2 separate regions of the Homo sapiens genome follow, and region 1 is linked to region 2. Evidence: read pairs that join two places in POLR2A ChIA-PET (ENCODE). Cell type or tissue: K562. All regions are shown on one strand.

What was found. Peaks named below come from ENCODE experiments on the same cell type or tissue, not always from the same donor. Only the 100,000 strongest peaks of a DNase experiment are listed, where the experiment ranks them.
Region 1: POLR2A ChIA-PET joins it to region 2 with 6 read pairs; 2 of 35 experiments call an interaction of 5 or more read pairs at or near these places.

What each region holds. Positions count from the first base shown.
Region 1 is chr1:15,277,790-15,281,789 of GRCh38, reverse strand. All of the region lies in intron 3 of FHAD1 (forkhead associated phosphopeptide binding domain 1), which reads right to left. Among named protein-coding and RNA genes, the nearest start is that of FHAD1, 33 kb to the right of the region's middle. In K562, no CTCF peak of the experiment used is centred here; a DNase peak (open chromatin) is centred at 2,039; H3K27me3 peaks cover 1,857 bases.
Region 2 is chr1:14,901,098-14,905,097 of GRCh38, reverse strand. All of the region lies in intron 1 of KAZN (kazrin, periplakin interacting protein), which reads right to left. The region is part of intron 1 of LOC107985469 (a long non-coding RNA gene); the gene reads left to right. Among named protein-coding and RNA genes, the nearest start is that of TMEM51-AS1, 250 kb to the left of the region's middle. In K562, no CTCF peak of the experiment used is centred here; no DNase peak of the experiment used is centred here; H3K27me3 peaks cover 515 bases.

The DNA.
Region 1 (4,000 bases), 380 kb before region 2:
TCTCCTTTTTTTTTTTTTTTTTTTTTTTTGAGACAGTGTCTCACTCTGTCACCCAGGCTGGAGTGCAGTAGCGCGATTTTAGCTCACTGCAACCTCCGTCTCCTGGGTTCAAGCGATTTTTATGACTCAGCCTCCCGAGGAGCTAGGATTACAGGCATGCACCACCACACCTGGCTAATTTTTTGTATTTTTAGTAGAGACGGGGTTTTGCCATGTTGGTCAGACTGGTGTCAAACTCCTGGCCCCAAGTGATCCACCCACCTTGACTTCCCAAAGTGCCAGAATTACAGGTGTGAGCCACCATGCCTGGCCAGGTTATTTAATTAAAAAACAAAAACAAAACTCTTTTAAGGGACCTTTGAGTTACCAGAAAAAAATAATACAAAATCCACATGGAACCACTAATGTCGCTTATTCATACAGGTAGTCCTCTAGGTCTACTTTCAGCCTCTACTTCCTCTGATCTTACTCAATTTTACCCTAATAACTACACAATTACAAGGACAGGAAGGGGCAAGAAAGAAGGGGGAAAGGAGGCACACTGATCCCAGCAGAGAGCAGGAACTGACTGCCAGACCCTAAAACGCAGACAGAAGAGCCCCAGGGCAGCAGAGGGTGCTATGTGCGGCCCAGGAAGACAGCCTTCTCCATCTCAACAGCCCCTGGCGGGTGCCAGGATTCAAAATGGGGCAATAATTCTAAGTCTCCAAGAAAAGGATCAATTATGTCTAGGATTTTCCATTCCAGAAATTGGGATTATACATGTTAGAACACAGAACAGCCAAGTTACATACTATTTCCACGTTTTAGAACTTAAAGAAGTAGGTCCCTTTGAGCTATTCAAAAAGGCCATTTATCTGGATTTTGGCCAGGTGGGTTAGGGGACACCTAAGTGCATTCTGGCCCATCTTACTTTCCATCTTTGTAAACCTTCTAGCTTAAAGTTTTCCTTTTCCTTTAAGTTCTAATTCATTTCCTGGTCAGTCCATAAAATGGGAAAGAGAATCTAAGGAGAAAACACTTAGATGTTTGCAAACTGCGTTTTCTACCCTAGACTCGGCCTGCTGGAGCTCAGTCTTGCCAGATTGAGTGACTGAATGAACCAATGCATGATCAACTAACTTAGGAAAAGCGGCGATGTGGCTGCAGTTTGGGAAGAGTGTGACCTGCAGGAAACAGCCACGGTTGATCCCTGGGGTTTTGGGCCGGGTCGTCCGTGTTCTGTTTCACCAGGATGCTAAGGCTTCCACCTGCGCTCCTCCCTGCAGTCCCCTAGGCTGTCTGCACACTCTGTAGACATCTGAGGAGGAAGCAAACTTCAGGAGTCCTTCTGTGTTTTTGCCGAGGACATTGTGCCTGAGGCTGTCTGCTGCCCCATGCCCTCCACTTCATGGGCTTTGGAAAATGTCCTTTGATATAAAAAAACCTGGTCTCAGGATCTTTCATCACATCAGCAGGTCCCCTCCAAGAGCTGTAACAGCACAGTGTAGAGGAAAATACTACACGATCGGGATGGGAGATGACAAAGCTTGGCTATCGAGACGTTTCTTCTGAAGTGTGCCATGCTCTCTGGTTCTTTGTTCAATCCCCAGTTACTCGGCCTGGTTACAGGCAAAGCCACATTCTTCTCAAGAACGGGGAGTACTTAACGGTCCCATGAAGATGGGAACTGCCACCTTCCCTGGGATGGATGACTAAACCCCCAACTCTGTGTCCTTCTCATCATACACCGAGGAGAAAAACAAGCCACGCTACTTCCTTGGAGACCTGCCTGGAACTTCCCTGATAGAGAATGGATTATTCATCATTTTCTTACCCCAAGCTCCTAGCACGGAATCTCATTACGGAGGCTCAGCTTAGGTAGGAGGAATGCTTTCTTGCCATGGGCTTTTTTTTTGTTTTTCCTCCCTACATTGCATCCATCTCCTGCATGGGTGTGGGGGAGACACCCCTCCCTCCCACAATGGGGCTCATCCCCTCCACTCCAGGGGAGGGAGTATGCCCCAGGCCTGGCCAGTCAGAGCATTCCATGTCTCTGGCCTCACTGATTGGTTCGGGGATAGTCATGTGATCCAAACGAAGCCAATGAAGACGCTTGCTCTTTTCCTAGAGCTGCTGAGTTTGGAAGGTGCTGGGGTTGCCAGTGGCCACCTCATTACAGGTGGGGCAAGAATCTGCTTGAGACTGTGAAGCTCACAAAGATGAAAGAGATTCCTTTTTTTTTTTTTTTTTTTTGAGTTTTAAGGATCGGAAAGTTTAATAGGCAAGAAAGAAGGAAGAAGACAGAAGGAAGAAACTCCCGGTACAGAGAAAGAGGGAGGGGGGGCTCCAAAGCCGAGAGAGGTAACCCTAACAGACAGATTCCTGAGCATCCCTTGAGCACCTGGATCTAGCCAGGCCTGAAGCTGATGCTTCTGGCCTTTTCAGTTACATGAAAAATAACTTCAGCTACTTCTTCTTCTCCTTCTTTTGCTTAGGCTAGTCTGAGTTGGGTTTCTGACACTTGCAAACAGTAAAATTTCCTGGAAAATATGCTTATTGACACTTGAGCACAAATATCACTATGTACTTAGAATGAAAGGTGTTAATGCGAGTTCTGACTTGTTTGAGTAAAACCCACCAGGCTATAATCATGCACCAAATTTACCTTTAAACTTGTAAGAGTAAAGCAGTGGCCCCAGAGAAGAAGTGACTTAAGACCAAGGAACCAACCACAGGTAGTAAAACATTAGGTGGAGAAATTTGGAACAAATAAACAGTTCTCTAGCTACAGCAGCCTCTGGACTATAAACCTCAAATTTCTGTTTCAAAAGTTATCCCAGGGAAAACATTCCAAAGTTTTAAAAAAAAACTTCCAGTTGAAGAAACAGGTAAAATTTATAAATATTCATCTCTTGTGTATATTATACATTAATGTCAAGCATATTTATCAGATGTATCAATATGATTATATTACTATATATGCAAATGCATATACATGTATGTGTATATTTAGAACCACATATCTCCAAGTTCTGTTTTAAAGAGGTAATGAAGGCGGGTAATCCCAGCACTTTGGGAGGCCAAGGTGGGCAGATCACCTGAGGTCAGGAGTTCCAGACCAGCCTGGCCAGCATGGTGAAACTGCGTCTCTACTAAAAATACAAAAATTAGCTGGGCATGGTGGCACACACCTGTAATTCCAGCTACTTGGGAGGCTGAGGCATGAGAATTGCTTGAACCCAGGAGGCAGAGGTTGCTGTGAACTGAGATCGTGCCACTGCACTCCAGCCTAAGCAACAGAGTGAGACTCCGTCTCAAAAAAAAAAAAAAAAGAGGTAATGAAGACTGTTCAAAGCGTATTTTCCCTTTTTCCTATTCCTCAGTTAACTAAGTAAACTATTAACCAGCGCAGTTCCTAGCAGATAGTGGGGGCATTCATTCTTTCTCCTATCCCCAGAATCTCCTATCCTCCTTTTTAGCCCTTCTTTCAGACACTGGGTAAATGAAAGAGGCAGAATAGCATAGTGTTATGAGTGGAGGTTGGTAAACTTTTGCTAAGAGAGCCAGAGAGTAAATATTTTTGGCTTTGTGTGCCATATGATCTCTGTCTACTCAACTCTGCCATTGGAGCAGAAAAACACTGGTGGGCATGGAGGTGTTACAATAAAACTTTATTTATAAAAACAGGAGATGGTCTGAATTTGGCCCATGGGATGTAGTCTGCCGACCTCTGGTTAAGAACATGGGATTTAGAATTAAGCAGAATTGGTTAATCTACCTCCTCTGCCTCCTACCATCTATAACCCCGAAAAATGTGTTACGTTTTGTGCCTCACCTGTAAAATGGAGATGACAACAGATACTTCTTACTTTGCGAGAACTAAATGAGATCATATATATTAAGTACTTAGGACACTTCCTGGTACGTATAGTAAATGCTCATTAAACATTAGCCGCCAGACATTATCATCACCATCAAAAAAGAAACTGCAAGGGGGGAACTGAGTTTGTCCAGGAAC
Region 2 (4,000 bases):
GAAGGAGCGAGACTCTGTCTCAAAAAAACAAAAACAAGGCTGGGCATGGTGGCTCACGCCTGTAATCCCAGCACTTTGGGAGGCCGAGGTGGGCGGATCACGAGGTCAGGAGATTGAGACCATCCTGGCTAACACCGTGAAACCCCATCTCTACTAAAAATACAAAAAATTAGCCAGGTGTGGTGGCCAGCGCCTGTAGTTCCAGCTACTTGGGAGGCGGAGGCAGGAGAATGGTGTGAACCCGAGTGGCGGAGCTTGCAGTGAGTGGAGATCGCACCACTGCATCCCAGCCTGGGTGACACAGCGAGACTCCATCTCAAAAAAACAAAAACAAAAACAGAAACAAAAACACCAAAGTGCATTTCCTGCCCCACAGAGAAGAGCAGGCTTTGGGGCCAGTGGCACATGGAGGAAGATGCCGTTATTCCAGATGGGTGGGAAATGACTCAGTTTGTACCTGGTGGTGAGACCTGAGCACTGGCTTCTCTAGTCGGGAATCTGACATGTGGCGCACGGGCCTGTCTGTGCTGCTGCCTGGAGTGCGTGCAGACATCTGCAGTGGCACATACAGGGGGACGTCCCGCATCTTACAAGCTGACGTCCATGTGGCAGCTGGGGTGTCTCTTGTTTGGAACTGGGTAGCAAAGCTGTACCTGCAGCTAGAACTCAGCATTGCAACAAGCATTTATTAGGCATCTACCATGTGCCAGATTTTTATAGGCGTTGGTCTCCTCTAATTCACAATCCAAACCCTGCAAAGTGAGGCAATTCTTTTTTTTTTTTTTTTTCTTTTGAGACGGAGTCTCGCTCTTTCGCCCAGGCCGGACTGCAGTGGCGCTATCTCGGCTCACTGCAAACTCCGCCTCCCAAGTGAGGCAATTCTTAAACCCATTGCATGAATAAGGAAAATTGAGGCACGTGGGAAGGAAAGAATTTCCATAACAGGCCATACAACTAGGAAGTGGCTGAGCTGAGGTTGGAACGTGAGTCTGCTAACTCAAGACTGAGCCTCTAGGCCAACTAGCTAATCAGGTGACTAACCAACCCGTTGACCAGTGAACGTCCCCTGGTCTACACATTCACTGGCTGCCTGCTGGTGCCAGGCACTGGAAGCAAGGGGAGATTAAGACAGAATGCTGCCCTCGCTGTCTGGCCTTCCGCAGTCTGCTTCTCATCCTGGGGCTTTATTTGTCTCCTCTGCAAAATGGAACAATCATGCTGCTCCCTTATAGGGTTAAGTGAGCAAATACATGTAAAAGCACTTAGAACACCATCTGCCAGAGTTAGCATTCAATACATGTAACCTACTAAGGTTAGATTAATGGGATCGCGACTTTAAAAATTAAATTGTGGTCTCTATTATGTTTTAAAATTGATTTTAAAGCAAGGCCACTCTTTGCAAAGCCTGTACCCAGGGATGGTGGAGAGTGTGGTGAGCTTGTCTTTCATTACAGCAAATAGATTCTCACATCATCCCTATCTTTAGCCACAAGGAAACAACAAAGCAGACCCCGGCCTTACATTCTCGGCCTCCTCTGCCCATCTGGCAAATGTACTAAGGAGGAGGGGTCCAGCCCTCTCCCCGGATCCTCTGAGTGCCCAATGGCAAAGTGTGCCCCCTCTGGCTAAAGGAAGAGTACCCCAGGACAGAGGGAAGTGGCACAGATGGCCCGCTCTGCTGCCAGGGCCCCAGTGTGCCCACCTGAAAGGCTGGGACGAAAGTGAAATTGGCACTTGTGGCTGAGGCTTGACCGGCCCCAGGGACACTGCTCAAAGCGGGCCACTTCACAACCTCTTTCTTGAAACGTAGTTTGGGTCCTGTGTTTGGGTTTACAAGCATGGAGACGCTATCAGCAATTTTTTTCTTGCCTTCCCTATACTTGGCATCCTAAGTGGGTGATCAGAGAGACCACCACAGAAATAAGAGGCGGCCAGGTGTGGTGGCTCACACCTGTAATCCCAGCACTGTGGGAGGTGGAGGCGGGTGGATCACTTGAGGTCAGGAGTTTGAGACCAGCCTGGCCAACATGGTGAAACTCCATCTCTACTAAAAATACAAAAATTAGCTGGGCGTGGTGGCAGGTGCCTGTAATTCCAGCTACTTCAGGAGGCTGAGGCAGGAGAATTGCTTGAACCTGGGAGGTGGAGGTTGCAGTGACCCAAGATCATGACATGCACTCCAGCTTGGGTGACAAGAGCAAAACTCCATCTTAAAAAAAAAAAAAAAGGAAAGGAAGGAGGAACAAAAGATTATTTATACTATGTGTCTACAAGGACAATTGCCTCAATTTTCTAAATCCTCCCTCCCCTCAAAAAGCAGGACATTCACTGCTCAGAGGGCCTACCTGTCCACCTGTCCACACCTTTTATTCTGGGTGGGCAGCCCTGGCAGCTCCCACCCCTCTCACTGAGTTTGGTACCAGAACTTTTGCTGTATTCACATGGACTTAATGATGCCACTTTCCAAAATGTCTGTAAAGCTGGTAAAAGGAACTGTATTTTTCTGGCTCTAGCTGAATATTAGCCTCCCCTTGGAAACACCATGGAAGATTTAAAAAAATTGCAGTTCTGGCTGGGCGCGGTGGCTCACGCCTGTAATTCTAGCACTTTGGGAGGCCGAGGCAGGTGGATCACGAGGTCAGGAGATCAAGACCATCCTGGCTAACACGGTGAAACCCCGTCTCTACTAAAAAAATACAAAAAAATTAGCCGGGTGTGGTGGCGGGTGCCTATAGTCCCAGCTACTCAGGAAGCTGAGGCAGGAGAATGGCGTGAACCCGGGAGGCGGAGCTTGCTGTGAGCCGAGATCGAGCCACTGCACTCCAGCCTGGGTGACAGAGCGAGACTCCATCTTAAAAAAAAAAAAAAAATTGCAGTTCTCAGAACTTCGGATTTTCTAGTCTATAAATTTATGTCCATCAAAGCATGTCTTAAATCCTCATCTGCTCCCAGCACCCTTGCATAAGCAGCGTTTTCAAGTGCGTGCACGGAACTGTGTTAGCACGGGACTCCTGGGGGCCTCCCACCTCGCTAGGTGCCTGTGTCTTTAACGTGCCCGGTGGGTTGGCCATCTCTGTGTCTGCATACACATCTGCATAAGTTGCCTTTACCAGTTTTATTAGCAGAAATTGCCTGCCACTGCTGGAGGCCCTTGCAGCACTCAAGAGAGGTGGCTTCAGGACCACCTCCTGAGAGCTTCGTTGTATTTCATGTATATTTCCCCAAATATATCAGCATCTGACCCTTGGCTTCTGGGAGAAAGACAGAGGCGGAACCCTGGCCGCCCCAGAGAGAGGCAGCTGTGGGGGCAGAGATGTAACAACCCTTTGAACCTTGACCTTGGACGCCAGGCTGTCCGGGAGCTTCTCCCACAATGGCTGTTTTGGGGATGTGACCTGGATGGACCCATCTGCTAGCAAATCCTGTCTGTTTTACCTCCAAAAAGTATCTGGAATTCCAGGGCTTCTCACCACCTCAACTGCTGCCACCCTCGTCTGAGCTGCCATTATCTCTCCCCTGGACGATCACAGCAGCCTCCTGCTGGCCTCTCCACCCCCATCTGACTCCCTGCCCATTCTCCACCCAACAGCCAGACTTATCAGCACTCAGACCATGTGACTCCCCTGCCTGGGGTCCTCCACTGGCTTCCCATTGCTCGGTGGATAAAATCTGAACTCCTGGATGTGGCATAAACAGCATCATCTGTCCCCTGCCTCCCACCACCCCTACTCCATCCTTTCTTATTTTCGATTTCACTCACTCATCTCCACTGGGCTTCTTGTTATCCCGTAACTAAGCTAAGCTGCTTCCCACCTTGGGGACTTGTCACCTGCTGCACCTTCTACCTGGAGAGCTCTTTCCCCGTCCGACAGATGCCATTCAGGTCTACGTCAGGTGCCAGCTCTCCAGGGGACCTTCCCCAGCACCTTCTCTGAAGCCTTCCCCCAGTTGTCCCCGACCAGTTTTTGTCATAGCACTGATGCTTCCCTGAGATCATTTG